2 separate regions of the Mus musculus genome follow, and region 2 is linked to region 1. The links are chromatin loops, found by intact Hi-C in ENCODE. Cell type or tissue: gastrocnemius. All regions are shown on one strand. Links, peaks and the distances in the headings refer to the core of each region. The heading gives the core; the rest is flanking DNA.

Region 1 (14,921 bases), core at 4,504-9,503:
GTCTGTGTGGCCCCCACCCTGGGCACCTCCACCAAGCCCAGGCTCTGCCAAGCCCCCACGAGAGAGGTGGGCCAATCCTGGGGTATAGAGGTGGGAGTGGGAGGCGTAGAGCCAGTAGGCTCATTCTTCCTCCACACCCGGCTAGGAGCCAGAGTGACTGGACCCAGACACGAGTCCTGGCAGAGATGCTGATGGGAGAAGAAGTGGTACCCTCCGCACCACCCCTGTCTGCAGGGCCCTCGAACATGCCATATGGGCTAAGAGGTGAAAATTGGGGTGTGTGTGCCGTGGGGTTCTCATCTTGAAGGGCAGGAGGTGATTTCTAAGGCCTTTCTAGTTCCCAGACTTTGAGTCTCACGGCAGTGTCCTTTCCTTTGGTCCTGACCTCTACTGGATCCTGGAAACTTGGGGAAAGGGTACTTGAAGTTTTCACAGGAGATCCTGGGCCTCAGTCAGCCAGTCAGGTTTGGGGTACAAGCTTTGAGTCTCATTGCTCCTTAGGAGGATCTGGGATTCCAAACCTGACCCCGAGGCTGGAAACCCTCACACAGCAGATCAACAGCTCCCTGCACCTCAGCCAGAGACAACCACAGCCTAGCGAGGACACACAGAGCCCTGGCCAAGGCCTCTCTTCTTGTTAAAGATTACCAGACTGGCTGTACCCATGGGGCCTCCATCTCTCTGTCTGTGAATTGCAAAGAAATTAGCTGCTGGGCAGAGCTGGGGGCACCTTAAGGAGGTACAGGGACCCTGACCCTAGACCTTGAACCTGAGTCTCGGTTCACAATATGCTGGCAGCGGGTGGGGGAAATCTGAATAAAGAGAGGCATCAGCTCTAACTTAGTAAGCCGTGTGTTCTGGGTGGTCATCTAGGTGGCTATCACTTCCATGAGGGGTGATCATTGAGGTGAAAGAGGCAAAAACCAAAAGACCTCAAGGTGCTCTAGCTGCTTCCAGAGTTTGCGTTGTATCAAAGGTATAGATGAGCCATGGATGGCTGGTGGGAAGTCCCCATCTTAGGCTTGAGATGTGGTCATGCTGGCCCAATGGGTGGTAGAGGCAGCATACTAGAAGAGATTCTTGGCTTGCTCTATGTATGTCTGGCATTCAGTTGGGCATCCTTTGGGATCTGAGCTCTGGTGGCCAGGGCTACAAGCAGGCATCCCACAGCCACAGGCCTGAGGGAGCCTTAGGGGAGGAACAAGCAAAGCTCAAGAGCTCTAGGTAATGTCTAGGAACCTGTTGGAGGGATCCTGGCCTGGGGACCTCCCATATCTGAGTGGGGTGACCCCCACTCTGGGTACCAGGACTGGCTTCCCATTATACTTCCTGGCACAAGATCAAGATCAAAGTCTTAGGGCTCTCTCATCCATCCAGCGTTCTAAAAGGAAGCTCCAGGTGTCTTCAAAGCATATTCCCTTCAGGGAACAAGGACAGAAAAGGATAAAACCAGGGTGAATTGAGGCCCTCTGAATGTGCTATATGTCTTTGGCCTTTTTGAGTTTCCCCATGACCCCCGAGTCTGTGTAGGGAAGATTTTGGAAGCAGGGACTATGTCAGCCCAGGCTGCAGTCCTCAGGAAGCAGATGTTGAGACACATGACTTGTGAGTGGGCATTGCAGGTATTCAGCAGAGGTCAGGATTTCCCTAGAAGGTTAAAGTCGAAGAAGACTCCAACAACAGGGTGATGGCCAGGTACAGGTGGGCAGAGCAGGTTTAACCATACAGGTTCCAGTCTCCTGTCACTTCTCCACAAGTGGTCCTGGGCAGATTAGATGCTCAGAACCCAGGTCACCTTCTGTCCAAAATGGGCACAATAGTGTTCTTTTCATGACCCTTATGGAGATGAAATCCCCCAACATTTGGAAAGAGTGTCACAAGGGCCCTCTTCTCTTACCAAGCTTTTGGTCAAAAGGACCTTATAGTCACATGACTGTTTGATAGAATTAATAGTCCCAACTGCGGAGATGGCTCAGTTGGTACGCAAATTTGAAGGCCTGCATTCAGTCCCTAGCACACACATAAAAGTCAAGGATGGAGGCTGGTGAAGTGGCTCAGTGAGTAAGGGCACCGACTGCCAAGCCTGTTGACCTGAGTTCAATCCCCAGGACCTACGTGTGCAAAGAGAGCTATCTTCAAGTGTCTTCTGACCTTCACTTGAGTAACACACCTCTCCAAGAGACGGAGAACACACACACACACACACACACACACACACACACACACACACACACACAAATCCTGGTGTAGTGGCACATGCTTGTAATGCCAGGGCTGAAGAGGCAGAAACAGGAGGCTCTCCAGAGCTCTTTAGTCTGTCAGTCTAGCCTAATCAGTGAGTTCCAGGCCAGTGAGAGGCTCTGTCTCATAAACAGAAGGTATGTATGTGGTGCCTAAGAAATTATTCCTGAAGTTGACCTCCAGCCTTCATATGCATGTGCACAGATGTACATGTATATTCATTCATTCATGTGCATTCATGCTCACATTTGCACAAACTACTCAACATGGAAACCCACCTGGGGTGTGTGTTGCTCTCACAAAACATACACAGTGCCAAGGAGCTCTGCCTGGGCAGGTGTGTGGTTCTCAATGCAGGGTTCTAGAAAGGCCTTGTTGGGGTGATGCTTATGCAGAAACCTGAAGGGAGAGGGGATCCCAGTTGACAGTATAAGGTCCCCTCCCCTCTTCTGACCTTTTCTCATCACTGTGTCAGTGTGGATGGCTCCTCCTTGGCCCCCCTGAACCCCTATCTCACTGCCTGATGCATAGCCTTGCTTGTTGGGAGGTCTTTGGCCTCAGGCAGGGAAGGCCCTGTCAGTGTGAGACTGAGAGCCTTTCCCATTTGCCTTGGGAGTGAGAGGATGGATGGGGACCACCCAGGGGGGGATCCCGGCCCCAGCTGCCTCATTAGCATTCGGGAGGTCTTCTTCAGCCAGGCAGGTTCCTAGTTCCAGCTCTTGCTCTCAACTCAACACACGCCTGGCCTCTTTTCCCTGAGACATATGGGACTCTGCTGACCTCTGCTGACCCTGGATGCCCATGACTATATTCACATGCCCTCTGCATCCCTTCCAAGATGGCTGCTTTCCCCCAAGCTCTGAGTGAGTCCACAGGATTATAGTCCCAGGTGAGACTTCATATCCCTGTGGCCCTTAGTGAGAACTATAGACCCAAGTGGCTCTTTTGGAATCCTAAAAGCCACTGTCTAACACAGATTGCTGGAATTTGGGGACAAAACTCCCCCCAAGTGTTTAAAAAGCTGTCAAAAGAAGGCTGCCAGTATCTCAGAACATTGGAATTGAAGGAGATTCTTGGCATTTCCCAGAATTCCAATTCTTTTCATCCCTATGGACTTTTAAAATGTACTCAAGTTGGAACAGATCCAATGGGGAGGAGCCACTAGATAGAGCTCTGATGGCCATCTATGAGTTTCTAGAATGATGACTCATCAAGAGAGACATGGACCACTAAAACAATTTCCAGTTGAGTCTTCCAGATCCTTGGGAGCCTCATCTTTAGCCAGGGCGCAGCTGGGTGTGTGGCAGAAGCCATAGATAGCTGTAGGGTGGCACAAGTTTCAGGAAGTCACTCCTGAGGACACCATTGAAATGAGAAGTGCATATGTGCACCTACACACACACATGGGTACACAAGTAAACAATTTAACATCAACAAAAATAAAAGACTGTCAGCCAGGCAGTGGTGGCTCACGCCTTTAATCTCAGTACTCAGGAGGCAGAGGCAGGTGGATCTCTTGATTTTGAGGCCAGTCTGGTCTACAAAGCTTGTTCTAGGACAATCAGGGCTACACAGGGAAAGTCTATCTCGAGGGGGGAAAAAGACTGTGAGAAAGCCAGGTGTATGACTCAGCAGATGAGCACTTGCCTCATGTGTATGAAGACCTGCGTTCAAATCACACCACCCTACAAATGACAGTGAAACTTTGAAGTCAAGGGAGTATTGACCCTAGTGTTGGGAACTTGCTGCTTTAACCACCAATCACCAACGGACTCTGTTTTCTCTCTAAGTGTGTCTCCCCTGATCTAGTGACAGATACAACTGCCCAAATCCATATTCAATTTCAGAGCTCTTGGAGTTTCAGCCCTTAAGAGATCGTTTGTCTCTTTGTAAAGGACAGTTCCATTTCAACCTTATCCTTGGGTGCCCAGGACTCATCTGCCTTAGTTTTCCAGACAAACATGGTGGGCAGAGTAGTCAAGTTGGTGTGTGTCCTTGCTGGAAATTGAGAGCAGTGGTGACCAAAACTTTGGGCAGGCGAGTGTCATGGTAGGAGACCAGGGTCAAGAGACATACTACATGAACCATGCAGGACCCTGGCTGCCACTGGTGTTGGTCCTAGGATGAACTTTGACAGTTGAGTTGGGTTGTGGTCCTGAACTCTCACTCTTTGTAATTTCGAGCCCTCACTTAGAGACAGGCCCTCCACTTAGCAGACACAAGTAATACTGGCCTGAAGCTGAGCCAGTGCCCTACTCTCATGGATCACCCAGCCGCGTGAAGGGGAAACGAGGAGCCAACTGACAATCAGGAGAATTAGTGACAACTTATACCTTTGTGTGCCAAGCATGGCTCGAAGGCCTTTATTCCTCAACAGCCACAAGAAACAATGTGGTTGCAGCTCTCACGTTGAAGGAAGAGAGGAAGGATATATATGTGTTGGGAATGGCTCCTGAGAAAAATGTCCTCAAAGGCCACTGTGAGAGCTGTCCACTGGGACCTCAGAGGGAAGGCTGGACCTCAGAGGGAGGGCTGGACCCCAGAGCGAGGGCTAGACCTCAGAGGGAGGGTTGGACCCCAGAAGGAGGGCAGAACCCCAGAGCAAGGGCTGGACCCCAGAGTGAGGTATCCCTGAGCACAGTTAGCATGAGCTGAGAGAGCCCAACCATGTCTCAAAGAGGAAGCACCCAGGGACTTTTTTGTTTTGTTTTGTTTTTTTGAGACAGGGTTTCTCTGTTTAGCTCTGGCTGTCCTAGAACTCACTCTGTAGACCAGGCTGGCCTCGAACTCAGAAATCTGCTTGCCTCTGCCTCCCAAATGCTGGGATTAAAGGCGTGCACCACCACTGCCCAGCCAGGGACTTCTTCAGACTGAGTCATTGTCAAGATGACTCAGCAGATAATGACATCTCTCGCCCTTAAATCCTTGGGACGCATATGTAAAAGAGAGAACCAGTTTCTGAATGTTGTTTCTTGATATCCACATACATGCATGGCATGTGTATACTCACAGATGTGTACAGACATGCACACAAAATAAAGAAATAAGATGTTATTTTTTCAGAAGAAACCCTCCAGGCTTCTCAGTGAGGCAGGGCTGTATAGCCCCAGCTGGAATTCCCAGATCTAGAGTGGAAGGCAGTGGTGTAACTACTACCCTATGGATAGGGCTCTGAGGAGGCAGATCGCAATGGTCCCCGGGCTCTGGAGTCTCAGCAGGCTTTGCTCTTTCTCAGATTCCATTTGTACATCTTACAAGATATGGGAGCATGGGTGAAGTATTCACCTCTTTGAGACTCAGTTTCTTCTGTGAAGTGAGGATAAAGTTAGTTTATCCTAGAGGAAGCAAAGTGTCCACGGGGACGATAAGATTAAACGTGGATGCACCTGGATGGACCTGTCATTCCTGCAGCTGCCTAGAGAGAACTGGGCTAGCATCTGGCCTCCTGCTATTACAGATGGTGATGTTATCTCTGTTGGCTTCTTCCTTCCTTTGTGGGATGCCCTGGACACTGATAACCCAGGGACAACAGGAGCCAGTCTGAGAAGAGCCAGGACAAAGTTTCCACTGCCTTCCAAGATAGAAGCTGGAGAATCTTTACTTCTTTCTTGAGGAAAGTCCAGTGGCACTTTCTAAGGAGCCCCACTTGCCTCATGGTTGCTGGAAGGAACAACTTCCCCCCTTTCACATGTGTTAGGGTGCATTCACATGGTCAGCCTGAATGGAGAGGGCCCTAAGTGTTCCCTCTACGGAAAGACAAGCTCAGCCTGCAAAGTGCAAGACAGTGACAATATGTTCTTCCTGAGTACCCTCGAACACTTCACAAGTTCCTTCTGGGGCTCTCTTCCTGTTGCTAGATGCCGGTGTGACAAGCTCTGTCTCCAGGACAGCTGGATCTCTGATTCCACAGTGTCCCATATTCTCTCTCTCTCTCTCTCTCTCTCTCTCTCTCTCTCTCTCTCTCTCTCTCTCTGGGTGTGTGTGTGTGTGTGTGTGTGTGTGTGTGTGTGTGTGTGTGTGTGTGTACGCGCACTCTCATGTGCTTGGGGAGACCAGAAGTCAGCCTCAAGAAGAACTCCCAAGTGCCATCTGCCTTGGTTCTGAGGCAGGGTCTTTCACCTGCCTCACAACTGGCAGTGAGCTCTTGGAATATGCCTGTGTTCACCTCTCAGTACTGGCATTGTAAGTAAGCGCATGAACGAACACACACACACACACACAGACACACAGACACACAGACACACACACACACACACACACACACACACCTCTGTGGGTTCTGAGGATAGAACTCAAGTCCTCATGTCTGCGTAGCAAGTGCTATACTAGCCACCCTCCCAGCCCCACAGCGTCACACACTCTAAGCCGTTTCTTCAGATTAAGCCACCAGCTTCCTGCAATCCCAACTGACCCATCTCAGGTCCCATCCACGAAGCCCAGCTCTCTCCACAGAACGAGACCCGTGGTGGGCTTTGTCATCCATCTTTATATGCATCTTTGAACTCTGAGTCACCATCACCCCACTCCAATCAGAACAGAATGCAGAGCCATAGCAGAGAGCGACAGATAGCAAGGGTCACTAGCATTCCTGGACAGCGTGGCTAAGAGGTCTTGCTGGTTTCCAGGGCCCAGGGTTTGGGAGGTCAGCAGAGAGCCTTGGTGCCTGGGGAGTCAGAGCTGGGTTGGTAATAGTTACTTGCAGGTGGCCTCCAACACCTGATCTTTCAACCGCAGTTTCCCTCTCTGTAAAACATGGCTACCAGCATAGTAAGGTCCTGAATAGAGATTTAAGAGAGACACCTGCAGGACACTCAGGTCTCCTGGGTGTCTGACAGCCTGGGTTCCCAGTTCCTGCTTCCCAGCAGAATGCCCCAGGGACTTCAGTTTTGTTTAAGAGCCTATCTCAACCTGCAGCCCTTTACCAGACCTGAGGACTGGCAGGCCAAGGAGGAGGCTCACAGGGCAGTTAAAGCTGGTTAGAAGGAAGAAAGGAAGGCTCTATCTAACCTTGGTTTTTTTCCACAGGCCTTCCCTGCAGGCCTCTGAGCCCCTCCTTGTCTTTGCTTTCTGCAAGTCCTCTGCTGCCCCCAGGTGGACAAGGGACAGTCATGCGTATGACAATCGGGTATGGAGTCGGACAGGCTCAGTGCCATGGGCCTTAGCATTGTGGCTTCCTCAAGTCCACACGTTTGGGAATATTCTCACAAGTGTGAACCATGCATTGTTTCAGCTGTGTCACTTGAGTAAGCACTGTCCCACATGGATGTTTAGATGAAACTGCCAAAGCCAAGAGGGGAAAGGACTGCGCCTGTAGTCCCCTGCGTGTCACTGGACTCTGATACTCAAGTCTCCAGCTGGCCCCTCCATCTCCTTTTCTCGACAAGGTCTCAAGCAGCCCAGTCTGGCCTTGGGTTTAGTGAGTGGTTAAGGATGATCTTGAACTCCTGGTCCTCCACCCTTAACCCCTCAAATGCGGCCATCATGGGTCTGTGCCGCTATGCCCAGCTTATGTAGTTGCCGGGACTCGAACCCTCACACATGCCAGGAAGGCACTTTACTGAGCTAGATCACCAGCCTGGCTTTCTATTTGGCACAGAGTGGGGAATGAAAAGCAGAGTGTGGAACTCAGATGGGCCACGAGGAGCTCCTCTTTCCTCACCGTCATAGCGTCCACCCCTACTCCCACTTTCCATGGTGACTCTGAAAGGACAGCCTGTGACATTAAGCTTGCCTGCACCCACTGGCCTCTGTTCTGCCCTGTGCCCCTGAGGTCCTCACTTGTTCAGTAACAGCTTCTGATGACCGGTCCTTCCCTCTTCCTGGAAGCCGCCTGGGTACTCACTGTCTTCCAACTCTTTCCTGTCTCCCCATTGGTCTCCTGCACCCCAGATGCACTCTCGATCACTTTCTGAACATAAAGAACCCTGTGCCTTCAGGGCAAGGAGCAAGCCCTGGGCCCTGGCAATCCTGCCCGTCCCACCGGCCTAGGCACTCCCCTCTGTCTTCCATGCTCCCTGACTAGGGAGATGTTTTCAACTTAAAATGTTTTGGTGTGTATCTGTTTTATGTGCATACACATGTGTGCACACGAGTGCGAGTGTAGGAGTCAGAGGACAACATGCAGGGGTCAGGCCTTTCCTTCTACCAAATGGGTTTCTAGGATCAAACTCAAGTCAAGTCAAACTCAGCAAGCACCTAAACCTACTGCGCCATCTCACCTGCTCTGGTGTGTGTGTGTGTGTGTGTGTGTGTGTGTGTGTGTGTGTGTGTGTGTGTATGTGTGTGTGTGTGTGTGTATGTGTGTATGTGTGTATGTGTGTGTGTATGTGTATGTGTGTGTGTGTGTGTGCCTGTGTGTGTATGTGTGTGTGTATGTGTGTGTGTGTGTGTGTGTATGTGTGTGTGTATGTGTGTGTGTGTGTGTGTGTGTGTGTGTGTGTGTGTATTAGATCCCAAGTATAATTCTATCTCCATTTTCCTTTTCTTGGACTTTTGTGACTGTGTTCTCAATGCTGAGGTGACACCCCTTCTGGGACCTCATTCCCTGTGCACTCCTGTCTTCCATGTCCACTCTTGGGGTGAATCACTCCCATAGCCTCCATACCCTGCTTTAGACCTATCCTCGTTTGTCTGCCTCCTCCTCAAAGCATGTCAGGGTCCCTATCCTGTTCCTAATGACAAGCTTGAAATAAGGAGCACTTGGATAGCCATGAAGTGGGAGTGTGGGTGTAGGAACAGGTCCGTTTATGTGCCACGTGGGCTGTAAGCTGAGTGACCTTAAATAAGGCCCCATCCCCACTGTGTTCATCTGAAAACTGAGGCCTTTGGTCCCTGCTCTGCTGGGAACCCTTGAGGTTACTGGGTGGGCAACATTCTCCCACGTTCAGATCATTCCAGAATCCTGATGATGCCTATAATCTTTGCCCCGCCCCCTTCAGCTTCCACATTCTACTCTGAGAGACAAAGGAGAAGAGGGGATGGGGGTCCCACTTTCCATCCCTGTAGCCCCTGTTAATGTTTAAGAGTGGTTCAAAGTCCAGGTGGCCTCGGCTGAGGTCCCTGTGTTTGCTCTGGTTAATAATCTCAGGAGTGCAAACATCTGCAGCAAGGACAGAGAGCAGCCCTCTTAGTCATTCAGGCTTCCTCTCCCACCCCACCTTAGCCCGTGGGCATGTTGTGCACCCGGTAAATCAGCAATCTGAGCCATCCTCCCAGCTCCTCCTCACCCAAGCATGTTGTCAAATGAGTATATGGGCTTGTCCCCAATAGTCTGAGATCAGAGCTGGGGTCCCCTCAAGTGCCCTAGGCTTTCCAGCCTGCCAGCAAGTTCAGAAAGGTCATTTGGGAGAGGCTAGAGAGATGGCTCAGCAGTAGCACTGGCTGCTCTTCCAGTGACCTCAGGTTCAATTCCCAGCAACCACATGGCAACTCACAATTGTCTGTAACTCCAGTCCCAGGGCTTCTGACCCTCACACAGATGTGCATGCAGGCAAAACACCAATGAACATAAAATATAAAGAAATTATATGTACGTGAGAGGTCATTTTGGTGCAATACATGTAGCCCAGGTAGTGGGACAGACCCTGGAGTGCCCATGGACATTCACAGAATGTTTTCAAGTGTGTCCTCAAGTGATCCAAATGGCAACTGCTCTGTTCTCTAGTTTATAGATTACAGAAGAAAAAGGCTGTTCCCAAGCTCCCACAGAACAGAGTCAATATGCTCAGTTTCTTCTTCTTCTTCTTCTTCTTCTTCTTCTTCTTCTTCTTCTTCTTCTTCTTCTTCTTCTTCTTCTTCTTCTTCTCCTCCTCCTCCTCCTCCTCTCCTCTTCCTCATCCTCTTCCTCCTCCTCCTCCTCCTCCTCCTCCTCCTCCTCCTCTTCTTCTTCTTCTTCTTCTTCTTCTTCTTCTTCTTCTTCTTCTTCTTCTTCTTCTTCTTCTTCTTCTTCTTCTTCTTCTTCTCTTTCTCCTTCTCCTCTTTCTCCTCCTCATCCTCCTCCTTCTTTTTCTCCTCTTCCTCCTCCCCTTTCTCTTCCTCTTCCTCCTCCTCCTTCCTCCTCTCCCCTCCCTCTCTCTCCATCACCTTATGCCTACCATTAGCCAACCATGAAAGGCTGAGAGACTGTACTGCTGAGATGGATCAGTGGGTAAGGTGCTTGCTGCCAGCCCTGTCTGTCTGAGTTCCATCCCTGGAACCCACATGGTGGAAGGAGAGAAGTGACTCCTTCAAGTTGTCCTCTGACCTCCACAAGCACCCCCACTATAGTGCATGTGTTGTGGCACATGTATTCCTGCAGAAACTATTCCCACAAACAAATAAATGTTATTTTTATATATTAAAAAATGTCTGAGAATCAAGAACACAAAAGAAGGCAACTATGCCAGAAAGTTAAGCCAAGACAGTTGCTGTGTTGAAATGTGTATGGAGGTTTTGTGCTTCCTGGCAGCCAGAGCAAAAAAGGAAATTCCATCCGTGGCCAAGCTGTCTGTTATGGTGCATGGGAAACCCTCTCATTTACAGACAGACACACATGTGCTCTGGATACCAGCAAAAGGGAACTGTGTCTGCTGGGTCTCACAGAAGGAGCATGGTACACTGACTGTGGAACAGACCCCCTGTTTCTTCCACGTGCAGGACCCTGGCTCTCTGGTCTCAGCTCTAACAGGGATTGCCTGCTATATGAAGGAGTGTGCCGTGAGGGAATCAGGGAGGAGGAAGGACAATGGCTGGAACCCCTGGAGGAGAGAGAAGAGAGTGGAGAGGGATCATAGCACCATGGACGGGAGGAGCTCTGATGCAAACAGATGTGGGTTTAAAAATCTCCCATTAGAGTATATAAATCTAGAGGCTAGGGATGTTGCTCAATTGGTAGCGCTCTTGTCCAACATGCAGGAAGCCCTAGGTTTAACTCCCCCCACCCCCACCCCCCACCCCCCAGCATAAACCAGGTGTAGCTGTAGTTCATGCCTGTAATTCTAGAACTCATGAGGAGGGTCAGATATTCAAGGCAGAGCTGGCTACAAATCCAGTACAAGGGCAGCCTAGAGCTATATAAGACACTGTCTCAAAAAAAAAAAAATGTTGCAGGTTTTAAATCAAAATGTTACTGTGTTACCTTCTTTAGGCGCTGTTATAAAAAACCCTAAATCATTAGGAATGATACAAAGTGTGTCCTCTCTCCAAACTTCCTTGAACTGGTTTAGTCTAAAAGTATCATCCTGTTGATGGTTCTGGAGCAACTGGAGCGACAGGAACATATATCTTACGGAGGTCACAATGACCCTTCAACTCTTACCACACCCTAAGAACAATGCTGTTGCCTGTTGGCATTCACCCCTTCAACCTTCACCCCAAAGCTAGGATCCAGGTACTTGTGTTAACAGCGTTTATTGGTGAAGAAATGAGCACAGAGGGCTCAGCATTCTTTTCAAGCGCACACAGCAGGAAGACCACAGGAAGCTGCCTGGCTTTGGAGGCTCTGTTCCCTTTCTTACGGTGGAGCCCTAGTGGGTCTTGTCAATCCAGGAGAGTGAAAACTTATATCAGTGAAAGGCATCTGCACATGCTTCTGAGGTGAGCCTGGGGGTTCATCTGGGTACTGATGGTTTCACTGTGGGAAACCAGTGTGGCTCGGTGAAGGGATAGCATCTCTCCCTGTCCTGATTATCTTAATGGCTATGAGAGGTTGGAGACCAGAGGGAGAGTCTTGGGAGGAAGGATGCTTTGCTCTATAGCCAACTTCCCTGGGCCTTAGTTTTGTTATATGAGAAAGAAGCCAGAACCAGGCTACCTGTATCTTCTGAGATCTTGGGGGAAGAACTGGAGGGACAGGCCAGACACTGCCTGACTGCCCCATCCCCTGTTCTCCCTGGGGAAAGTTGACCTTTAATGAAACCTTTCTAGGGTCTGAACTCTATTGTGCTTGGTCAACGTCCCTTCAGAGTCAGTAACCATGGCTTCCTGTCCACAGAGTTGGACCTGGGCTGGGCTGTAGGGATCGATTAGAGCTGGCCCAAGACCCTGATTGGCCTTGGCTGAGCAAAGCAAACACCAAGGTCATCATTTGCCTCCGGATCCTTCCCCAGCCTCAGTTTGTAGCTGCCACTGCCGGGGAAGTAATCCCTGCTCCCACACTGAGCTGTGAGAGAGACATCAAAGACCAAAGACCACAGAGCCATGCAGGGTCTCAGGACCCTGTTCCTGCTGCTGACTGCCTGCCTCGCTTCGAGGGCTGACCCTGCGTCAACACTGCCAGATATCCAGGTTCAGGAGAACTTCAGTGAGTCCCGGGTAAGGCTGGCCTCTCTGGCAGAGGTGATCACAGTGGTGGTATGCCCATGCTCCTGGGCCTTGCCAGCTAAGGCCTGCCTGTCCTGTCTTGGGAGTACTCATCTTTCCTATCTTGTAGATGGCATCTCAATCTCTAGGAGACTTTCCTGGCCAGGCTGTTAGGTTATTCTGAGATTCTCTGAAGATACAGCTCCCTCACCTGCCATTCATTCTTTGGGGCCCCCTGTAAGCCTAGTGCCTTCCAAATCTGCGCTGTCCTCATGGGTCCCCAGAGGAATCCACATATGGCAGGTGGCATAGGGTGGACATGAACCTGTGAGCTTTGTGGACAGGCTTGTGGGATTGTGTGAGGAAGAGAGGTAGGACACTGGTTGATGGGATTGGGGAAATTACGAAGTGTGAGTCTAAGGGCACCTTGGCCTGTGGCAGACATGTCACTATGTGTCTATGCATATGTGTCTATGTGCAAATATTTTTGTTTGCATACACATGCCCTTGCATGTACGTGTGTGTGTGTTGTAGAGTTACATGCTTCCTTCCTTCCTTCCTTCCTTCCTTCCTTTCTTTCTTTCTTTCTTTCTTTCTTTCTTTCTTTCTTTCTTTCTTTCTTTCTTTCTTTCTTTCTTAACAAAGCAACCCCAGCTTTGTCCTGAATCATAAAATTGTCTGTGTAGGGACCCTGTCCACCTCAACGCTGTCTCCATGATCTATCTGAGGGGTTTTCAGAACACTCCCGGTGATTTTCTATACCTTAGGACAAGGAACAGGTGTGCTGGAGGTCCAGGGGCTGGAAGGTCAGCTCTATCTGACTGCTGTCAAGAGGAAGAGGTGGTTGACTGGTCCCAGAAGGTCCCACCAGGTTTGTAGGGTCTCCATGGCACTTCCGCTGGCTGCCTCACAAGGTGGCAGACACTGCCATGAAAGGTGTAAAACCCAAGCTTCATTTTCCAAGGCAGCGATAGCTGGTGACCTCAGAATATGCAACCTGGACTCTACCTACTCACAGGGGCATCTCAGACACTTTACTTCTGTGGAGCAGACCTTGTGTAAGGAAGGGGGACTCTGCACACCTCTGCCCTAAATATGCTGTACCTGGAACTCCACTGTCACCTTGAGACACTGTCCCTTAAAGGGCTGGTCCTTGGAGGAAGGAGGGGAAATGTGGACACATCTCCTCAAGGGCTTGGTTAAATCCAGATTTGTGGCTCTTCCTAGATCTATGGAAAATGGTACAACCTGGCGGTGGGATCCACCTGCCCGTGGCTGAGCCGCATTAAGGACAAGATGAGCGTGAGCACGCTGGTGCTGCAGGAGGGGGCGACAGAAACAGAGATCAGCATGACCAGTACTCGATGGCGGTGAGTGGGGGGCACAGGAATGACCAGGCTCCCTGGTACCCCCATCTTGTCCTGGGACCCTCAGCTAGGACCTTGCTTCTGAGCCTCAGGTTCATGGCTGTCCTCAGCAGATGTCTCATGAGCCTCTCAAGGACTGTGTCTCCAGCACTAGGCTTCCTGTGCAACTTCCCCCATCTTGCGTATTCCTCCCTTGGCTGAGGAAAGGAACAACTACCCCAAGGACCTAGCTGGAGAGCCTCAGGCCAGTGGGTCTAGGGTGAAGTGTAGACTCTGTCCATTCCTCCCTGATGCTGTGCAGTCTATCATGTTCTCCCCCTCTCCCACCTGTCCTCTCTCCACTGCTGCCACTGTGATCCATGCCTCCATCCCTCCATCTGCCCATCCATCCATCCCTTCCTCCCTCCCTCCCTCCCTCCCTCCCTCCCTGTCTCCTGCAACCCATCTACTTTCCTTCCCACCTTCAACCCCAGTCTTCCCCTTTGATCCAGTCTTCACCTAGCAACCACAAAGACTTTTTTCAAGATTTATTTATTTATTTATTATATATAAGTATGTGAGTCCTGGACATACTGTTTCCATGCCATTTCTTCTACATACTGCTCAATACAGCGTGTGTGTCTGGCCCTGGATGGACTTCCTGTCTCACATCACTACAAGCCCCATGCAAGCACAGGCCTTTGAGACTTTCCTTTGTGTCCCCAGCATATGGCACAAGTGTTGTTCACAGGACAAGGAGTGGTTGTGTAAGAGTAAGAGAATTCTACAGCGTACCCCTGACCCATAGGAAGTGCTGAGAGATCCCTATGACAACCACGAGGGTCAGTGATGTGTGATCTCCATGTCCTGGATAGGGACATTAGACAGTGAATGAAAGCTGAACACCAGTTCATCACTGCCACCAGGGTAATGTGCAGCAATGACAACCATGGCGTTACTGCCAGGACACATGAACCTGTCCCCTTTCCCTGCTCCTCATGTACAAAAGAGGGATTTCCAAGGGCTAGGATGACAATGAAGCAAGATATTTGGAAA
Region 2 (14,921 bases), core at 5,159-10,158, 56 kb before region 1:
TGCTTGAGTCTCTTCCTGATCCTTGATCCTCAGTTTCTCTGCCTGTAAACCTCAGACAGCATAATAGGCACCCAATGTCCTAACGATTCGGCACCCCAGGGTGCTGTACCCATAGCTTCATGATGGCTTATAGAAAGACTCTCTTTTGTAGCAGCTGAGGGCCTCCTATGTCACCCACAGTCCCTCCTTCCTGTGCTTTCTCAGACCTGCCGGTCCCCTACTCTAAGCTAAAGCAAAACATTACTTGTGATTCTCTTAGCAGATCTTACTGGTTTTAGTCACAAGACCCTCTTATCATAAAATCTGCTCACTATAAACAACCTCATGTGGGAGGAGCCACTTAGCAGGGGGGGGGGGAGCCACCTGCACACCCCACAGTGCTAGGGCATTTCTCAGGCCTGCTCTTGGCACACACCTCCACATCCTTCTCTACATGCCAGGCCTCCTGCCAGGTGGCCAACCCTAGAGACACAGCTGGCCGGGCCGGGCATCACACCGGACTACTCCCCATTCATCCTCAGATGGCTTTCAAAGCAGATGAACAGCCAGCGTCTGGGGAAACCCTGACGCTGTTAAAGCGCAAACAGTGACCCCTGAAGTTTCCACCCACTGTAGAAGACGGTGCTCCTTAGATGAACGAAAGCACAGCTGACAAGGACACAACTGAATATGCTTACCGTGCTCACGCATCTGCGTATCCGATTCTCTCAACCACCCTGAAGGCAGGAATTAGCCTAGCTAGCTGCGCTACACACACAAATTAGAGCTAATAGCCCTCTGGGTTTCTGAGGCAAGGTTTCACTACGTGGCTCATACAAGCTTGGAACTTGGGAGCTTCCGGCCTCTTCCTCAAGTGCCAGGATGGCAGATGTGTGCCAGCAGATTAGGCTTACGATATGGTAACTTACCAGGCTGCTGTGCAGCTCACAGCTGGGCTGGAATCTAGGGACTCAAGCTCAGGGTCCTGGCCATCACCCCTCACGGTTCTGAAGCTATTGGGGTTAGTCAGGAGGCAAAGCAGAGCCCCATGCAGAATCCCACCGGGAGGAAGAGACAGGGGACACGGAATGAACCGAGGGCCTGCGCCAGGGTGCAGGGGCCGGCCAGCTGGCTCCAGCGAGATGCCTTTATTACATAAACCTGGCTCGGTACAGCTCCGGTCTCTCCCACCCCCTGCCTGACTCAGGACTCTGGACAGCTGTTCCACAAGCTTGGAAAATATGACACATGAACAAATGTTGCTGGGTAGCAAAGTCCCTTCCGGGCATGGCCCTTACCTCCCAGGGGTACAATTCCCACCCAGTGGCCAAACCAGGCCATGGGGACTCCTGAGGTGCCTGCTGCCTGCCCCAGAATATGGCAGGCACAAAGAAGGGAAGGACAATTCACTTAAGAGATGCCCATTTGGCACAAATTTGGGAGAGTCTGGGTTTCTACGGGGAGTGAGGAGGCTAGCCCATCGATTCCAGACAGCTTCTCAGGGACAACAAAAGCCAAGGGATGCTAAGCAAGGGCAAAGACAATGTTGCCTTTATGTTTCCTAGCAGCAGCTCTTAAGAAATCCACCAGACTGAAGGAAAGGAAGCACTCAGATCAAACTCTTGGGAACGCTGAGTCAGTCCTGCATGCAACCCTTCTCACCCCTCACAGATGCCAAGGGATTGTTGGGCTTATGGTTGGCTCCATTCTCTGGATGGGAAAACTGAGCCTATGCATTTCAGCTAATGGTGTGGATGTCTGCTGCCACCTGAGTTCTCGAGTTCTCTTCCGCCCTCCTTTGTCTCCCACTGGACAAAGAAAAGAGAGAATTACCTTCAGGAGCTCCTTGGGTGGAGGCCAGGTGACAGGTAAATGAGACCAAGATCCAGGCGAAGAGAAACCCCCTAGAGACGGGCAGACACAAATGCATACAGCGTTAGCTTCCATCCTCACACCCAGATCCGGCTAGGGAGCCAGGAGGGATGGCCTAGCTCAGTTCCCTTCCATCCTGGTCTCATCCTAGAGTCCAGAAGCAAGGCATAGCCTTCAAGGTCAATCAGAGTGGCTCTCGATCCAAGGCCCCAGCCCAGCACCCTAGCAAGCTACCAACACAGCTTTGCTTTTCACAGGTTCAAAGCCCTGTGCAAGACGTTGGGTGGCTAGAGTCCACTCCCCTCTGCTCAGCCTCTCCATTTGCATTACAGCCTCAAAAGTTCAAAGAAAGCTTCCCCAGGCCCTAGTCTATGGATAACAGAGCCAAAGATAAAAGGCAGATGAAAAAATATGAAGTCTGCTTGGATGGCCGGTGTCCTCAAGGTGCCAGAGGAAGAGATGACCCCCTTCTCAGGGCTCAGATAGCAGCTCATCACATTTTGTTATGAGAGAAGAAAACAGGGTTGGGGGCAGAGCCAAGCCAGATGCCCCCAGGAACAAACCTAGTTACCTATGTCTTCCAGGCTGTGTGACTCCAGATGATGCACTAAACCTCCCTGAACTCTTCTGGTCCTATGTAGCACGTACTGACACACCTTTGCTTGCAAACCAGATGTGGAGATTAAATCGACTCATGCATTAAAGAGCTGCCCTGGCTCAGCCAGAGAAGCCCTCCCTCACTGGTTGCTGTAACCCCGCTGCTACCACCCCTCTGCTGCATCCAAGAGTGCTTAAAGCTTCACTCGGTGGCTATTGCCGTGATAGGCAGAGGTGAGGATTATATTTCACCTTCCTGTGGGAGCAGCCACTGGAACACCCAAGCCATTTAGGGCATCTGATTCCCAGAAGGGTAGAGGGAAGGCTGGGGCACGTGGCCAGAGATGGCGGAGATGGCAGCTGGAAGCTGAGCTGGGTGAGTGGTGAGTGGTAAGTGGTAAGGGCTCTGGCTGGGGCACACTGGCCAGGTTCCTCTTCCAAGAGTAAAACCAGGCTGGTGTGTGCCTGGGGAACAGGGTAGTACAGGAAAGCCAGGGCTACTGTCTGCAAGTCTAGTCTCAGCTCCTTCCCTGACAGATCTCCCAACTTTCAAATCCAGTAGGAGTTATTATCAAGAGCAAGCATGACGTCAGCACCGTGCAGCACACCACCGGGCTCACCCACTCACTGAGTTCAGACACTGCATGAATACGGATCACACAGTGACTAGTTCGGAAAGGCAAACGTGACTCAGGTATAGCCAGTGAGACACACACAGTCTGGCACCTGTCAGCCACCAGGTGAATTATTTGGAGAGAAATAGAATGCTTTTCTACTGGCCTCTGTGTTTTTGAAAGAAGACATGCTGTTTAGAGATGTTGTAGGCTCTGTGTGTGCATGAGGTAAGAAGTCTCATGACCACTCGAGAGTGGCAGAATGAGAAAACTATTGTGAATGTCACCACACCTAGGCTGATCGACCTTGAGGTTGTTCAAAGGGGGATGACCACTGAACCCTTTTTAAAATAGAGTTGAATTAAGTCTTCAGTCACTTGCAGCCTGAGGGTGACTAGGTGAAAGGGCTCTGGGATGCTGACGATAGCCCTGAAGTCTTCTCCAGCAGGCCTATGCATGGGTGGCAGTTAAAGATGTCACATGTCTGCATGGTGAATGGGGAACCACATGGTGTATCAGGACTCTTTACATGCCAGATGTCCCTGTCTCACTAACTGAGGATAACTGCTAATGGTCGAGTGCCCAGACACACTGAATTTGCCTTCTGCCATGGCTGGCTTTCAAAAGTCACGGGCAGCCTCAGTGACCCTGGGAAGTGGGAACAGGCTATTTAGTTTGATTTGACAGAGAAGCCTGTGCCCCAGCAAGGGCAGGTGCTTCCCTTCAAAAGCACCTTGTGCATTTCCCATATTACATCCCCATTCAGGTAGGCATGCTAAGAAACAGTGGCCAGGCAGCATGGAGAAAAGCCAACCCCTGTATCCAAGCTTAGATGGCTTCCCCACCAGGCCTGTATCCCAAAAGTTCCCAGAAGTTCCACAGTCAAGAAGCCGGGTCCCTGACCCCGGGAACCTGTCCTCCCTTCTTGAGTCTGCCGAAGCTATATCATATGCACCTGTCCTGGATGTTTTCCAAATGACAGAGGAACACCAGGTGAGAGAGTGAAGGCACGAGAGCCACATGTGTCCTAGATCATCTCTGGCTGTAGTTATGGGCACCCTAGAGGCTAGAATAGAGTACAAGACTAAGATCTCAGAAGAAAGATCCTGGAGACAGAATCCCATTGTCTTGTGCCATTCAGCTGCCTAAGGCCAAGCCCCAGAAAACCGTCACAAATGCAGCCCATTTTTTGGAATTGGGCTTCTTTGCACACTGGAGGCATAAACTTCATAGTATCCAGTACACCTCAGTTAGAGAAGGACCTCGAAGATCCCGAGGGGCGAGATTCTATGCCTAGCCATCTTTTTGAAGAGATGGTTAACAAGAGCCCAGAGAGAAGGGACTAGCCCAAAGCCACACAGCCAGTCAAAACAAGCCTACATTTTATTTGTTTTCCCTAGAGGAGAAAGTGAATACTTTTAGAGACTTGCTACTTGCTGGGGACCAGAGTTTCAGCTTTCTCAGTAGGATTGGAGATGCAACCAGGAGCCCTGGAGCCATCTATGTGAGTAAGCTCCAGCCTGGAAAGTTGGCTGCAGAAGGAAGGAGGCCCGGCAGTGTGACTACTGTTCGAGTGCTGTTTAGGCTACTGTTAATAATGCTGGTGGCTTCACCGGCTCGCGGGCAGGCTTTGCTCTCCCTGGCTTCTGTTTTCATTACAGCTTCACAGACCTTGGCTTGGCTATGGAGGGGCTCCAAGGTATCTGAAAGATCAATTCATAAGGACAGCTCCCAGATGTGAGCCACGAAGGACACAACTTCTTCTGACCATGTAACCCTCCAGGGAGTAGCCAGGGTTGTTCCTGTTCAGAGACTCAGCTAGAAGCTGCCTTCTATCTGTGTGGCTTTCCCTTCCTACTGGTTTCCTGGAAACACTGGAGACTCAGAAATCCACCCCAGATTCAGCATTCAGGGAGGCCCAAGGTCCCCCCAAGCCCAGAAGACATAGGAACCTCGGAGGATGGCAGATGTGTGGATGCTGTCCCCAGTTGCTCTACCACAGACTGAGTGATGCCAGGGCTGGCTGGGAAGGGCGTGAGTCTGTCCCCGTCCCACCTGCCTCTGTGGCCTCATCAGACCCTGTGTACCCAAGACAGCCACACCCAGGTCCTTCTCCACACCTTCCACCTCCTCCATGGGAACACACACACACACACACACACACACACACACACATAGGTCATCTGTCTGGACAGGATACGGTCCAGAACTTTCCCATTGACTCACACTCATTCACAAAGCAGCAAGCACTGATACAAATAGCAGCTGTGGTTTACTGAACATTTACTCTACGCTTCCTGGGCACGCTTCTTTAACTTTCACAAATGCTTGCCAGCTGGGAGGGCTGGAGCTCACCTTGGTGATGTAAAAAGGAGAAGCAGAGAGGTGGCAGGCCTGGCCAAGCACACACTCCAGTATAGAGGACTTGAATTCAAGCTGCCTGTTGCTAGGTTCCTATGCTCTGCTCCAAAGTCTGCTTTCCACTGAAGTGAGTGAGCCCAGAACTGGCTCCTCTGCATGTCAGACCAGGCCAGACCATGGAGACATTTAGAAGGTCCCTGGGCACTGAGATCAGAAAAAAGAAACTGCCAACAAGATATCAGGGGAGTATGTTGGGCTACAAGCAGAGACAAGGGAAGGCATGGATTATAGGCTACTTCAACGAAGATCCCAGAGCCCAGTGTTCACCCAAGAGCAACAGGGCATATGGTTGCCCAGGAGGGAGGACTTCTCAATGTAGAAGCAAGGAAGGGCAAGAAGGAGCCAGGGTAGGGCAAAGAAGCCGAGGTGGGTAGATGCTTGAGGATGTACGGCCAGAAGGGCAGGCAGGCTTTGGTACTGCTTGCCTTCCTCAAACTTTGGCCCCGTTGAGGCAGGGGGTGCTCTTTGGCACCACCACACTGCCCAACCGCTGGCATCTGCCCTGGCACAGGGTCTCCCGGAGAAAATGAGTCACCAATGTGCTCACTAGTGCCCTGTGTATACGAATGCGTGTGGTGGGGGGTGTGGGGGAATCTCAAACAGCCAGCTTTTTCCAAGACATGGAAAAGAAGGGGGGCGCCTCATCACCCTGGCTCCAGCTCAAAGGGGCGTTTCTTGAGAGGGTGGGCGGTACTATAACTCTGGCCAACCTCTTCTGGGAGCCCTAGAGTACCAGCAAGATGGAAAGGCAAGCCTTGTGCCTGAGATATAGTCCACAGGGCCCCTCTGGACCGCGTTCTCCCACACACACCCACACATAGTGACTGAATCCCTCACTCTTACAACTTCTGCACAAGCTGGGAATCCCAACTGTGGGGTGCCCCTGTGTGCGGGGGCCCCGCCCTGGAGATTCCCGGCCCCTCTCTGGCCACGGTTCCCTCATCTGTACAAGGAGGTTGGACTTGGTGATCTCCCAGGGCCTTTCCGCTCCCACAAGCTGGCTCTCACCCCTTGCTTACTCAGGAGAGGGACAGGAACTGCAGGCTTCCCGGGAGAAGCTGGGAAGTTTGAGGTACGCAGACCCAAGAAGACACATTCACACAGGCAGAGAGGTTAGGAAATGCAGGAACGTGCAGAACCCGAGGCCGAGCCAGGAACAGACACCCGGACCTGACGACCGACAAACTTGATTCACAGGACAGTGGAACTAAAGCCATGCAAGCCCGCGACCTGCAGACACCGAGACTCCCTCCTCCGGCCCCTGCCCCCTGCCTGCCACTCTGAGCACTGCCACTAGACCCCTCTTGGGATCGCTGGTCTGGCTCTGCGCGGACCCTCCCTTGCTGGTCCTAGTCTCAAAAGAGCTCGGCCTGGGGTGCACAGCCCCTGTTAACCCCTGGCGTCCCGCCTGGCGGGAAGCTACAGGAAGCTGACGTTACTCTGCGAGCGTCTGGTGCGGCAGGGAACCCCAGACTCTTGTGCACATCCGAGGTTCAGGAAGCTGAATCGGGGGCAACCCTGGGATTGTACTCACCCCCCGGGTCCTGACGCCGCTGTGCCTCGGGCCCCCCGCGCGAATCCCGTGCCCATGGCAGGCCCCTACTTCATGCTGCGGAGCCCGGGGGGCAAGTGTGGGCGCGCCCCATGGGGCCGCCAGCCCCCCGCCGCGCCGCGCCAGGCCGGCTCAAAGCGCGCTGCCGGCGCACCCCCAGCCCAGTCCTGCGCCCAGGGGCGCCGGAGCAGACGGACAGCACGGCCCCAGCCCGGCGGTCGCCCGCGCCAGGCCCATGGTCCCAGGACTGCCGGAGCCGCGCTCGCCCCTGCCTCGCTCTTTTTCTGCTTCCACCGAAAAGGAAGAAGCAAGAAAAGGCAGGGAGAGAGAGATGATCAAACTTTTGGAGGCGGGCCGCTAGCGGTCTCTGGAGGCAGAGCAAGGCCGGGAGAGCGCGCGCGGAGGGCGGTGGAAGCTGCCTCCCCGCCGGCCTGGGGGAGGAGAGGAAAAGGAAGGATTTGGGGGAAATGAAGGCGATTTAAAGTCTCGGCCCGCCGCAGCTCTCCACCTTCTTCTCCTCCCCGCGCCGGGCCGCCCTCTGCTGCCAACTGCTGCCCCCTGCCGGACGCAGCAAGGGATGCAGCATCGGTTGCCTCGCGCGACCGTCCACCTATCCATCCTGAGGGGGACATCCCACCCCCAGATCTCAAAACAGACTCATGAAAAAGAACCTCCTCCTGGCTACTCATGGATCTATCACAATTGAGATTAGGAATTTACGATTAATGACACTAAGGATCCTCGATAGCGGGCGGTGGGGGAGGAAGGGGGAAAATTCTACTCCTGAGAGGATCCTAGAGATGCAGAAACACAGTTGGGACCTTGACTTGGCATCTACATTTCCACGACAACCATCTGTCTTAACTCCCAACTCTTAGCAGAAACTCTTGCACCCTAGAGCTCCGTGGAAGACCGCTGTGGGTAAGCGTGCTGAATGTGTTCGGCCTTTCTGCATTTTCTCCGACCAGAGACTCCCCGGAATCCCACGCGGCACCCTCTGACACCCAGGCAGATTCTCAAACTCACGAGCACGGCTCAGCCCTGAGACTAAATCTCTAGCTTCTGGCCTCTACAAGGCGATTCATACCACACTCCCGCACACACACTCCCGCAGGCACACTCCAAACACTCACACTCATTCACACGCAGACACAGCCACGCACTGTACTGAACTTCCGCGAAACACCTTTGGATGTCTGGATTCCTGGCGATCTCAGACGCTACGCTCCCAGAGGCAGCCACCCGAGTGCTCACACCCGCACAAAATGCACATGCACAGCGCACACACTCCCACATGCACAGTCCATGCAGCTCCCCGAGTGCACACTCCCCGCTTGCACACGACCCTCTGCGAATGGCAACCACAGGCGTGCATACAGGACCTGCACCCTCTATTGCACATGCATCCACCTTTGCGCACTCCAAACGCCCAGAGCTCCGTGAGTCCCAGGGCACTTACTGGGTCCCCAAGTGTGACGCTGGCCGGTCGGTTCTTAGGCGGGTGCCTAACGGCATCTGTGGTCATGGGTCCCCGCAGCCCCGGGCGCGGGGGCGGGGGTGCAGTCCCCTTCCCTAAAGGCGCACAGGGCGCGACGGCGCCGGGAGGAGCATGGGAGCGCGGGCCTGCGCCACCGGCCCGGTCCCCCTGCGCTGCAGCCGCGGCCACTCCGCGTGCTCCGGCTCCAGCTCGAGCTCCGGGTGCGGGGGGTGGCTCATAGGTGCTGAGGCCGCGACAGACGCCGGCCCTTTTGAAGTCTCCGCTGGGGGCGGAGAGGGGGGCGCTGAAGGCGGCCTTTTAAATCGAGGCTGCACGCGGGCACCGTCAAGCAAGGTGTCTGGTTTCAGCAAACTTTCGGAAAAGTCCCAAGTCGGAGTGGGGGAGGGCTCCGCCGAGCTGTACGAGGCATCCTGCAGGGGGCAGAGCACCCGGGGCTGCTGGGGCCCCCCGCGCACCCCCCCCCCCCCCGCCTCCAGTCTGAGTGCTTCACCTTCCTTCACAAGAACACCCGATGCTCTGCACTGATTGCCCGTGTCTGTGCCTGAGAAAGGGCCGCGGGTCTTTCTCGAATTTTCCTAAGTTCACAGCTTCGAAGGTAAAGTATTCCCTGCCCAATCACAGCTGCTGTGTGTTTCTGAGCTGCATACTTTGTGCCAGGCACATCCTGTCTTTATTTACATTTTTTTGGTATTTCGTTCATGGGTTGTTTTTTTTTTTTTTTTCCTTCTTTTTTATTTTTTGCCTTAGAGGCTTTTAAAGGCATTGCATTTAAGTGTTGGGTATCTCTCTTACTTTGTTTGGCACTCTTCGATATTTATCTCCATTACTGAGGGACTTGGTGACCAGTAATATTTTGCATCTTTTCTCTTCCACACTGAGGGCCTCTATGCTACAGGAAAAGAGATATGCGATTATCTACGCTGGAGAGAAGGTTGATCACGCTGGTAAGTGGTACAAGGGCCACTGAACTCAGTGCCAGACTCTCAAGACTTGTGTCACTTCTTCCTTCTTGCTTCTTCCTTCTTGCCCATTGCTGCTGTCAAACATTCCTTTGTCCTTCTTCAGCACTCACCTGATGTAGCTGCTCCACTCACAGCCACACTTATCCGCACATCACAGTGCTGTCACTGTCCTGATGCCTCTATAACCCCATCGCCAGCCTGGAATCTGGGACATAATCAGTGCTCCAAATATTCCAGCCCAAAGAAGCTGTAAAACAAAAGGGGGATAGGGCTCCTACAGTATGCAAGCCTCTGCTTGGGAAGTGAGCCACTGTTAATGGATAGGGACAAAGAAATTACACGTGATTCTGAACACATATAAACTGTAACACAAATCAGAAAGAGCAACTTAGGGTAGAGAGGCACATCTGGATGGGTGACTCCACTCTCACTTTATCATGAACTATTCCTGTTCTTGTCCTCTGCCAATAGTACAAAGATAACAGAGATAATAAAGGAAGACTGTGATAGGGGCTTTTAACGAAACACATGGATCAATCGAATTGTCAAGCTGACTCAGAGGATAACTAGAATCCCAGGAATGTACCCAGGAGGAGGTGGTGTTTAGAACCTGAAGGATGTTAGCTATGCCTATAGCTGTGGAGAAAGGATATCTTCCATGGAAGAATCATAGGAACGTATGGTGGGTTGCAGACTGGCCTTGAAAACTGTGTGTGGCAAAGAAAATAAAGTCTCCAGGTCTCTCCCCTGTGAGGACGCAGGTGTCCAGGCAAGAAGACACTTCCTCAAAGATAGCTCACTGACCAGTGGTGGCACCAAAGCCTTTCCAAGTCTCCCCTATGTGGTCTTTAAATACAGTGCTAGTGTCAAGAACCTAACAGCCCCAAAGACACATAGGAAACTATTGGAGGTCTCAAAAGATTGAAATGTGTCCATCCGGGCTTCACTGTGCCTATGCAGAATGTAGGTTCATGGAGCTCAATCTTCCCGAGGTCTTTTGCACTAGGGCAGATCTGACTGCTTCTCTGCCTTAGACTCAGTTCAGTAAATGGCAGTAAGGGCCTGCTGAACTTTGCTGAGTAGCCTGTAGGCTTCTGGGAGCCACAGTCGTCTGGAAGAGGCATGGAAGGGCACTGGCACTGAGACCAACAGAGAAGAGACCCTGCTTCTTCATTCATTCTGCCACACAGGCGAGTGACATACAGCCGGTGACTAGGTATGCACTACTGAGTGCCAAAGACAGCGAGCCGTTGTCCCTGTGAGTGGGATAAGTCACTCACAGACATCCCTCACTCAGGTGGCATCTCTGAGGTCATAAGTCTGGAAATGGGGTAAACTTGCTGGCAGGCCTGTATAATAGACATGGTCAGGGATGAGGCAGAAGATGCGAACTCCTGGCTCATAGATTGAAACTGGAACTCAACAGTGTCCCAAGTGAGCTCACAGAAGGCACTCACCAAATGCCTACAAACAAACCACAGACATGAGACTATGGATCACATTTGGTTATGGGCCAAACTTTCTTTAAGGATCCACCATGCACCAGGCGTGACTCTTATTCTTGGGGTGCTCTTGACCTGGGGAGGAGTTCCAGCAAGGAGACGATGGAAACACAGAGTACCCTGCCTCTCACCATGCTGTGCTGGGAGGAAAGCTACAGCAGCCCCTAGTCTTCCTAACCCCTTGTACCAGGGGACATGCTGGGGGTTCTTGCTTGCATATTTGGACCCCATTCAGTCAGTAGTATGGGATGGACGCACAACTCATGTCTGTTAATAAAAGTCATTTGTTCCTGGGTCCTCAACCAATAAGGAGAGGACTTGTGTGTCAGGCTTGGAGCTGGGCTCTGGGCTCTGCATCCCTGCTGGAAGGGGCCAGCCTATCTCCCTTTGATGAAAACTAAATGCCTGGGCCTGGGGCGGGCTCCCTAAGTGTTCAGCAAAGGACATTCACTTATGTCTGAATGTGGCATATCTCCACAGGCTCATTTGGACACTTGGTCCACAATAGATAGCACTATTTGGGGGGAGTGATAAGAGCCTTTAGGGGTGGCACTGGGATGGAGGAGGTGAGTTCTCTTGGGTCCAACTTTGAGGGCTTCTTAGCCCTGAAGAGAGCTCTCTGCTTCTTGACTAGGTAAGTGGTGGGACCAAAGCCTCATGACCCTGGGCCATTTCTGACTTGGGACCTTTTCTGCCATGATGGTCTATTAGCCTCCAAACTGTGAGCCAAAATACAGCCCACCACAGCCCCGTGCTACCTTTCTGCCCTCACCCCCTCCCCTCCACTTCTGCCTCCTTCCTGAGCTCTGTATTCATCTAAGGACCACAGCAAAGCACAAAGCCAGGATAACTCCCTTTTATAAGTTACTCATAGCAGATTGCTTTGTTTTGTTTTGTTTTGTTTTGTTTTGCTTTGCTTTGTTTTGTTTTGTTTGTCAGGACAATGAGAGAAACAACTGATTTAGGGAGAGAAGGGAGGTAAGAGGAACAGCTTTTAGATGTCTCAGCATGTTCAGGTGCCTGCTGCCAAGGCTAGGGATGTGAGTTCAATCCCTGGACACACATAATTGGAAAGGAGAGAACTGACTCCTGTAGATTGCCCTCTGACCTCTGCACACACACTGTGGCATGAGTGTGCTCCCCCCCCCCCACACACACACAGAGTAAACTAAAATATAATAATTTTTAAAAAGAAGAAAGGAAAGGAAAAAAGGCAAGAGAACCGCTCTGCCACCTGCTCCTGTCCAAAGTGGGTGGCAGGATGACAGACTCAGCTTCAGGGTCAGCAGCTGTAGGGATGTAGTGTGCAAACCCACCATCTTCTCTTAAAAGCACTGCACACCAAAGGGGGTGGAGTGCGGGGGGCTGTCCTGGCCTCAGAAAGCTTGGAGGTCAGGCTTCTCTGAGGAGCCAGGCAAGAGGATCCATGAGAAAGCAGGATAGCTACCCAGTGTTGCTTGGCAATGTCTTCACCAGCATGTAGGCCATAGTCTTGTTCTGGCCTCTCTGTTGGGTTCCTCATGCCTAGGGTGATGGCTTTCATTGGGAGCTAAAATCCAGGCCAGAGGTGGTTGGGGAGAGAGAGGGGGAGAGAGAGAGAGAGAGAGAGAGAGAGAGGAGGCAGCCTACAATACGGCCCCTAAGCTCCTTCAGACAATAATGACCAGATCCTCCTCCCCCCCCACCCCCCCAGAATGTGGTTGTCCTCTGGTCTCTAAGGACATGGCCTCCAGCTGTGAAGACGCCAGGGACCATCATTCAGCAGAGTGGGAAGCCCAGACCCAAGCAAGTCGTGGCTGCTGTCTAGAACGACAGCTTTCCTCAGCACACAACCTCACTGTGTAGGCACTGCAGGTCACTCCTGGGCTTGCATCCTGAATTCCCATCCCAAGACTGGGGCCAGTATGTCCCAGATGAGGACCCTAGGAGCTTAGACCCAGAAGAGATCACAGGCTGCCTGATGGAGAGACAGACTCAGAGATGTTGTGATCTTTCAAAGGTCACAAGAAAATGATAGTGGGGTTAGGCCAAGAGACAGGGCTGTCACATGTAACTCTAGATGCAGAAGGCCAAGCCAGGTTCTTAGCCCTCCATACCAGCTGTCTGCCTTGAGGGACACCACACTTTCAAGAATTAGGGGGCTATGGATGAGTCAGCTTCTTGGCTGTCCCACAGAGGCTCCTACATCCTATAGGAATAGAGCTGTGATGAGTTGCTTTTGCCTGGGTGGGCTGGGCTAGGTTACATTCTGTGAACAACAGTCTCCCAGGCCTGCCCTGCCAGGTCCCATCCTGCCGTCATGAGCCACTGATAAACACTTGGTGTGTGTCCACCTCACTCTGCTCCAATGGTCTCTGTTCAAGGCCATGGCTGTCTCTCTCTCTCTCTCTCTCTCTCTCTCTCTCTCTCTCACACACACACACACACACACACACACACACACACACACACACACACACACACCTTAGCCTCTAGGCACCGAATGTAAGCCAGGAAGGAAGGTAGAAGTGGGTTGAAGGGAGAGGAGACAGGAAGGCAGGGAAACAGGCCAGAGGCTGAGGGCTATCATCCTAGATGTCCTTGCAATAGGGGAAGGCATGACTTCATCCTGGGTAACAGAACTCCAGCTTTGTCTCCATCACCCCCAAACCCTCATCCTTCGAGGAGATAGAGTCCTCCCAAACTCACTGGGTTCAACACTGCAGATAAAGATCCCTCTGCCTCTGCCATGGTATTCTCCTTCTGACCAGTAAGTGGCCGGGTTCTGACTACTGATGCCTGAGAGTAATTGTAGATGCAAATTCTCCTGGAAGCTTTCCTCAGCTGACAAATGGTCACAGTTGATGGAACGTGTCCTCTCTTGTTGGACTTAGTGGGCTCAGGCTGCCCTTCTCAGAGCCTGTAACTGTCTTGTCATTATGAGATGACGAGATCCTAAGGTACCTGAAAAGCATGAACACATGCTTCATTGAGGACCTTGCCTGTGCCCCCTACCCCCTAGGCATCTAATCTGTTCAGCTATCTTGCAGGACAGCTGTGGTGGTGGATCACCAGGTCCCTTCGACTGGCTACGCTTGGCACCCCTTGTCCGTGGTTTCTCAGTTCCCACGCCCAGGCGAGGCAGTATTTCTGCTTATATAAGGGTGGTTCTGAGACAAGCCTTGAGATAAATGTTCCCCTTGTCCCAAATTGAGAACACAGGAGTCCTTCGTCTCCACACCTCTGCCTCCCATCCAAGAAGTATGTTGTACAGAGAACTCTCCACCCCAGAGTCACACATCAAATCCCCTTCAGGGTGACTGTGGAGAGCCACAGGTCTAACTGAATTCACAGAGGCCTGGCTGGCGCCTTGGCTGAACCACATGGAAAGCCATCAAGCCATCCTTTATTCGAGCCAAATATCCTTATGTCCTCCAGCCGCTCCTCATCTGATACCCTCTTTCCTATCTCCCATCATCCTTTACTCCAGCTACTGCCAAGTGACCACAGCAAAGCTCAAGGGTTTAGGTGGTGTCTAACGTACTTGGGCAAGATTGTATTTACCTCCTCACTGTATAATGTCTATGGCTATATTGATACCATCCAACTCTATATTGGTCATTGACAGTCACACTATAATGTTTATACTAAACTGTAATTACCAAGGACCCAGCGATCTTCACACTTTCCTCCTCCAGGAATTAAAGTTTGCCCTCCCCATACATAACCCTGTGTAAGCATGATCCAGCTTGTTAGCATGTCTGGACTAATGTTTACATGGCTTGAGGACCTGTGTCTATGTGGCACGGCCCCTGGTCATATCCACAGACATTGATTCCTGCACTAGAAGGCTTTCCCAGATTCATTTGCCTCTAAATCAGAAATTAACTCAATTAAAGGCACCTATACATCCCCTTGGTTATAAGAGTCAAGTGCCACTGCACA

Evidence for each region. A loop is a pair of places that touch in the nucleus more often than their neighbours do. Peaks named below come from ENCODE experiments on the same cell type or tissue, not always from the same donor. Only the 100,000 strongest peaks of a DNase experiment are listed, where the experiment ranks them.
Region 2: a loop joins it to region 1, with 6 times the contacts of the local background. A loop is called at or near these places in 3 of 42 quality-filtered maps.

Annotation. Positions count from the first base shown.
Region 1 is chr4:63,151,552-63,166,472 of GRCm38, reverse strand. Ambp (alpha 1 microglobulin/bikunin precursor) reads left to right here and starts at 12,301. Exons shown (of 10, transcript NM_007443.4): 1 at 12,301-12,531; 2 at 13,747-13,889. The coding sequence starts at 12,418. Kif12 (kinesin family member 12) reads left to right here. Exons shown (of 19, transcript NM_010616.3): 17 at 1-66; 18 at 146-264; 19 at 502-843. The coding sequence ends at 641. In gastrocnemius, for the core only: a CTCF peak has its summit at 7,331 (motif pointing left); a DNase peak (open chromatin) is centred at 7,324.
Region 2 is chr4:63,207,978-63,222,898 of GRCm38, reverse strand. Col27a1 (collagen, type XXVII, alpha 1) reads right to left here and starts at 7,487. Exons shown (of 61, transcript NM_025685.3): 1 at 7,018-7,487; 2 at 1,813-1,883. The coding sequence starts at 7,073. In gastrocnemius, for the core only: CTCF peaks have their summits at 6,760, 7,601 (motif pointing left) and 8,931 (motif pointing right); DNase peaks (open chromatin) are centred at 6,146, 6,842 and 7,580; H3K4me3 peaks cover 3,309 bases; H3K27ac peaks cover 1,923 bases.